Linked DNA regions of Homo sapiens: region 1 is linked to region 2. The links are chromatin contacts, found by Hi-C or POLR2A ChIA-PET in ENCODE. All regions are on one chromosome and are shown on one strand. The core of a region is the stretch at or near the end of the contact, and the rest is flanking DNA. Distances in the headings are between cores, read along the strand shown.

The links. A loop is a pair of places that touch in the nucleus more often than their neighbours do. ChIA-PET counts read pairs that join two places held with the same protein, here RNA polymerase II (POLR2A). Pooled maps may share reads with other maps.
Region 1: a loop to region 2 is called in a map of naive thymus-derived CD4-positive, alpha-beta T cell, with 14 times the contacts of the local background. The contact joins the promoter of ABHD18 here to the promoter of EXOSC9 in region 2. A Hi-C loop is called at or near these places in 1 of 168 maps with a recorded cell type or tissue (naive thymus-derived CD4-positive, alpha-beta T cell), 1 of 37 single-sample maps with no recorded cell type and 9 of 50 pooled maps. POLR2A ChIA-PET finds 5 or more read pairs at or near these places in 1 of 52 experiments (activated T-cell).

What each region holds. Positions count from the first base shown.
Region 1 is chr4:127,964,111-127,967,184 of GRCh38, forward strand. It overlaps ABHD18 (abhydrolase domain containing 18), which reads left to right and starts at 1,296. Exons shown (of 13, transcript NM_001358451.3): 1 at 1,296-1,496. MFSD8 (major facilitator superfamily domain containing 8) reads right to left here and starts at 1,063. Exons shown (of 12, transcript NM_001371596.2): 1 at 962-1,063. The coding sequence starts at 1,023. RefSeq lists silencers at 20-129, 240-369, 380-429, 1,550-1,779 and enhancers at 870-1,289, 880-1,495, 2,174-2,675, 2,676-3,074.
Region 2 is chr4:121,799,534-121,802,682 of GRCh38, forward strand. It overlaps EXOSC9 (exosome component 9), which reads left to right and starts at 1,790. Exons shown (of 12, transcript NM_005033.3): 1 at 1,790-1,957; 2 at 2,294-2,388; 3 at 3,141-3,149. The coding sequence starts at 1,892. RefSeq lists enhancers at 979-1,782, 1,591-1,860.

The DNA of each region.
Region 1 (3,074 bases), core at 46-2,545, 6.2 Mb after region 2:
TCCCTGAGCTAGACATAAACGTTCTCCACGTCTCCACCAGACTCAGGAGCCCAGCTGGCTTCGCCCAGTGGATCCCGCACCGGGGCTGCAGGTGGAGCTGCCTGCCAGTCCCGCGCCGTGCACCCGCACTCCTCAGCCCTTGGGTGGTCGATGGGACTAGGCACCGTGGAGTAGGGAGCGGCGCTCATCGGGGAGGCTCGGGCCGCACAGGAGCCCACGGAGTGGGTGGGAGGCTCAGGCATGGCGGGCTGCAGGTCCCGAGCCCTGCCCCGCGGGAAGGCAGCTAAGGCCCGGCGAGAAATCGAGCGCAGCGCCAGTGGGCTGGCACTGCTGGGGGACCCAGCACACCCTCCGCAGCCGCTGGCCCGGGTGCTAAGCCCCTCATTGCCCGGGGCCGGCAGGGCCGGCCTGCTGCTCCCAGTGCGGGGCCCGCCAAGCCCACGCCCACTCGGAACTCCAGCTGGCCCGCAAGCGCGGCGCGCAGCCCCGGTTCCCGCTCACGCCTCTCCCACCACACCTCCCTGCAAGCTGAGGGAGCCGGCTCCCACCTTGGCCAGCCCAGAAAGGGGCTCCCACAGTGCAGCGGTGGGCTGAAGGGCTCCTCAAGTGCCGCCAAAGTGGGAGCCCAGGCAGAGGAGGCCTGGAGAGCGAGCAAGGGCTGTGAGGACTGCCAGCACGCTGTCACCTCTCAGCTTGGGTGCTGCAACAGGCAAAGCAGCAGCCTGGGTTTCTCCAGCCCCGTCACTCGAACCCACGGGCTCATCACCGCACGGTGCGGCCAGACGCCCTTTCTCCTACGTTGGGAGCGAATCTCCTCGGCTCACACAACCCAGCCACCGGCTCCCACCGCGCTGGAACCCCTCTGGCAGCGAGGGTTTGTCCCAGTGCGGGTGACGCCCGGAAAGGAACCAGTCCCAACAGCGCAGGAGACTGAGGGGTCCCTCCACCAGGATCCGCTCACCTGCTTCCAGGTGTGTCGCCTAAGAGCGGCTCCTGTTCACTTTCGTTCCGCAGGCCGGCCATAGTTACACTCCCTACAAGGCGTCTTGCGCCCAACTCTCGCGACACCTGCTTTCTCCCATCCCGGGTGGCGTGAAGCTGGCAAAACAAGCCTGTAAGTGCGCGTGCGCACCTGACGGTCAGACGTAGGCGGAACGCCCCGAGGTCATAGGCGGGGTCACGCGGAAGGCCGGGCAGCGCAGGGCGAAAGGAGGCTGTGTCCTCAGCCTCCTCCCTCGGCACGCGCCTCCCATCCTGACGGGGACTGAGAGCCCAGGAGAGCTCGGGGCGTGTCCAAACTGCCGCGCCGCCCTGCTCCGGGTTTGTCTTCCTCCCTCCGTTTCTCCTTCCGCTGTATCTAGCATTTCGGTTCCTGGAAAGGTTACCGGAGCTGCGATTGGGGCTGGGACCAAAGTTGAGTCCTGGAAAGGGAGCCTGGAGAGCGGCGGTGCTGGGAGGCCCGGCCAGCTCGATCGCAGGCTTCCACCTGGCGGCCAGTAAGTAGCCGGTCCGGTTAAGTAGTAGGTGCGCTAAGAGCTCCCCGCGCCTCTTAGCGCGCCGTGTACGCGCCTGGAGGCAGGGACCGGGGACGCGGAGCTGGGCGGGAGACTCGCGGGTCAGGGACGCGGGGTGAGGCTGGGGGTGAGAGACAAGGCTGGAGTCCGTGGCGCGCTTCGGAGGGCTGAGATAATGGGGGCGAGCGCGCGGGCAGTCCCTTCCCCCCGTGAAAGGTAGAGGTGGCTTCCAGCTCTCTTCTCTAGCTCGGCTAAATGCAAAGGCGCCTTACCTGGAGGGCTTGTCAGAGCCAGGACTGAAGGTGGGATCTGCTGCTTGTAACCTGCAGGTCCCCGGATGCGCACCCCAACGGCGCCTGCGCCTACGGGGGCCTCAGCCTTGCAAAATGTCACTCAGCAGAGCCTGCTGCTGAAACGTGGGAGTTGAAAAAGGTACAGCACCTGCCTAGCAATGACCAGCTCCTTTCGTCACAAGGAAGATGACATTTTTAGAAAACATGTCATGGGTTTTCACTAGATCTCCATGTTTATTTCTTGGTGGTTATGTATTAACATCTTATCTCTACTATTAGGCTTGTAGGCTAGCTGGCGTCAGTAGTCATTCTGTGTCTCATAAATTACCGTTTTATTAGCGCCAGATACATTGTCATGTAATTTCATTTGATCACAAGTATCCTATGAGATAGGCGAAGCAGACACATTGCTAGTTTACTGAAAATTAAGATCCAGACAAGTTAACCCAGAGTCACTCTGTGTGGAAGTGGCAAAGTTGGAAACCAAACTTAATTTTTTTAAATTAATATTTATGAGCATTTACCCTATGCTAGGTCCTATACTAGTTACACAGTCATGTATGGTATATGCCATCACTTCTGATCTTTGTGTCATTTGTGACCTTGTGTGTATCAGCCAGGCGCAGTTCACTGGTGAACACCTAAACTTGAAACGTGCGGTCTGGGTGCGATGGTTCATGCCTGTAATCCCAGCACCTTGGGAGGCCAAGGCGGGCGGATCACGAGGTCAGGAGATCGAGACCATCCTGGCTAACACGGTGAAACCCCGTCTCTACTAAAAATACAAAAAAAAAAAAAAAAAAAAAAAAAAAAAAAAAAAAGCCGGGCGTGGTGGCGGGCGCCTATAGTCCCAGCTACTCGGGAGGCTGAGGCAGGAGAATCCCTTGAACCCGGGAGGCGGAGGCTGCAGTGAGCCGAGATCACGCCACTGCACTCCAGCCTGGGCAACAGAGTGAGATTCTGTCTCAAAAAAAAAAAAAAAACCAAAAACCTTGAAACGTGCTATTCAGAAATATCTTCTAAATCAAGACCTGATATTTTGTACTTGGATTCAGTCTTGCAGATTCATTTGTAACAGCTCACAAAAACAAGTCAGATTTGTATTATTGGTTCCAAAAAGACACATAGGTAGAAAAGTTAGTATTTTCTTGCCATAATGTCGCTTTATTATATTGTCTTTTTTAATTCCTGGGGGCTAGCAATGTATGGCACATATATAGTGGACAAGGGGATTTTTAACCAGTATAGCAGTAAGCAGAATGGCTCC
Region 2 (3,149 bases), core at 540-3,039:
CCACTTAACACAGAATAATTGTTATTTCCAATCTGAAGATACAGAACCCCCAAATCAGAAAGAATATTTAGCTCACTCCAAGTTCATTTGAGCTGAACTTTATCTGAAGCCAAAGTCCATTCTCTTTCCATTACCAAGCTGCCTTGCAGTAAATAACAGGCTATTTCAACAAAGGTCTATTTCATCGCTGAAGGGAAAAATTACCAAATGGCCACTGAAAGAACTCAAGGATTTAAATGAAGAACTTATCAACCAGGAGTTCTGGTATGAAACTGTACTATAAAAATGAATTCATGTTGCTAAAGAACTTAAGTGGTTAGTACCCTGTAATCCCCTTGCCGATTTTGAAAATTAATCATTTCTGTCCACTTTCCTCCTTCTTCACAATTTCTCTCTCCAGACCATGTGGAGCTCATCTCATCTCAGTTTTTGCATATGTTACTCTTTCTGCTTGAAACACTTTTCCTCTCCAGATGGCATCAAGGGTGCTCCTGCTCAACACCAAAGATTTACTTTACTTTAATGTCACCGCTACAAAGTCACCTGTTCCTGCAACTACCCCTATTAAGATAGCATTCCTATTCTCAGAGAGCACTTAACACTGTATGAAATTGTTCTATTTGTTTAGGGTTTTTTGCCTTTTCCAAAAAGAATATAAATTCCTTGAAAGGATCTTGTCTACCCTGTTTCTCCAGCACTTAAATTATTCTTGGACAGAGTAGGCCCTCTTCAAGTATTTATTGAGTACATGGATTGCAAGTGGTACAAAGTGAGACTAAAATGTATCACTGGTAGAAAAAACTTGTGAGAAGCTACCAAAGAAGCCAGAGAAAGACTGCGTAGGAGTTACAGTGCCTACCACCTCTAAAGCAAAAGGAAACAAAATAATAATATGCAAACACTTAAATAGTGCTTATTCCATGCCAGGCACTGTTCTAAACATTTTATGTATATATTAACTCATTTTTATTCCTCAGAATAAATAGGTTTCTCACTTCCCCTGCTTTGTTTTTGTTTTTGTTTTTTTTTTGCCGGTGAGTAATGTGAAGCACACAGGTTAACTTGCCCAGGGTTATAGTAGTTAATGATAGCCTTAAAATTTGAACCCTGGCAGTGAACACTTTTTAAAACTACTATTTGATACTGCCTCTCCAAAAAAGCTGAGTGGTTGGCAGCATGGCCCCGCTAAGGCTTCTCTGTGACCGTAAAAAAAAGTCTATCGACTTAAAATAACTGGAGAGGGGATAAGAAATAAACGGTGCATTTACTTTCAGTCCACAGTAGTAGTAACATCGTTAGTTACTACGTGCGAACATTCTCCATTCTCATCAACTTCTCAGATCCCACAAGATTTCACCTTTGGCCACAAAAACATCCCATTTCACCAATTTATCTTTCTCCCCCAACCCTTATGCCGCCTCATTCCAGTGTTTGTTCATTTAATCTGCTCCAAATCCTGCATCTGCGGCTTTCCAGGGACCAATGTCAACTCATCTGTGAAATTGCAGAAGTACATGTCTAGTCTCCACCCCGTGAGAGGACTGAGCAAAGGGTGAAGTGTGCGAGCGGTCTACTGATAATAATTTCTATCACTCTCATGGTTATTTTAAGTATCCTTTTCTCCTCTGCACTTTATGAGAAAAGAAACGGAACTTCACGTTCAGAAACGGCCTCCCAAAGCCGCAATGGCTTCTCGCAGCTCGCTGGCCTTCCCCAATCACGCTTTGAGTCTGCGCAGTAGCTGCAGCCCAAGCCATTTCCCATTTTTCCGCCGCCGCGCCTTGATGACGTAATTTTCCTGCGCCTCGGGGCGAGCAGCGGCGCGCAAGGAAAGATCGGGTTCCGTTTTTCCCGCGGATTCTGGTGCCTGTGGGGCCGGTGACCCAACACCATGAAGGAAACGCCACTCTCAAACTGCGAACGCCGCTTCCTACTCCGTGCCATCGAAGAGAAGAAGGTATGGTTTGGTGCCCGCAGAATTGCGCGCTGCGTGGGCGCTCGGGTCTCAAGGTGTGGACTGATACCTGGCCCGCCTGGGCCCGGGGAGCTACTAGGGGAACGACCGGCACGTTCACCCCATCCCTCAGGCTTTATTTATTTTTTTTCGACAGGTTCTTTTCAAGGCTCCAGTCACCGCAGCAGTTGTCCATGCTGTAGTTTCCACTTTCCTGTATGGGCGGGCTGGTTAGGATTCCACTTTCCCCCAAGTGCTTAGCCCAGGGCCAGACAAAAAGTAGTTGCTTAAGAAATACTTGTTGAAGGAATAAATTAATGAATGAATTTGTGCTTACAGCGGCTGGATGGCAGACAAACCTATGATTATAGGAACATCAGGATCTCATTTGGAACAGATTACGGATGCTGCATTGTGGAACTTGGAAAAACAAGGTAACAGGATTTAAATGAGATACACATTCGGAAGGGAGAAGTTTGAAAAAAGACCTTATTGACTTGGTTGTTTATAAAGCAGCTAAGAAGTCTGGACAGTATTCTTTGTTTAGCTGACAAAAATAAGTATTTTTTTATGCGAGATTTTTTGCTTTTGTGGTCACACTTGAACTTTTTAATCATAAACGTATTTTCTGTCACGTATCACATAGTTCTTTTCTGACTTCTATAAATCGTATAGACAACTAGTAGTGATCATATGGAATTTGTTTCTCACACTAATATAGAGATCTTGAGCATCTTGTCATTAAGTGTACATCCTGCTTTCTTTTTCCTGAGTGACATGAAAATTAGGTTTTCAGATATTCATTTGAAAGTTGTGAGGCTATTTGGTCACATAATGGTGGTGAACTATGCCATGTGAAAACCTTTAAGAAATCTCAGGTTTTCATGCCATCTTGTATCAATAAATACTTGCTTTAGAGGTAAAGGTCACTGATTTTTAAAACAATCTGTGGAATAGTAAACATTGTAATAAGAAGAGAGGTGTTTTTTCTGTCGTGTTTTTAGTTGTACCAATTTATGTTTTATTTCTGTGTATATTATACTTTACATATAATTTTTATCTCCTATGATTTATTTGGCTGAGTATGATATTACTCACATTAAGATTGAAACTTGTTATCTGTTTCAGTTTTTTGTTTTGGAAGGAGAGTCTATTTGGTTAATACTTTGTAACTTTATCTTTGCAGAGTTCTTGG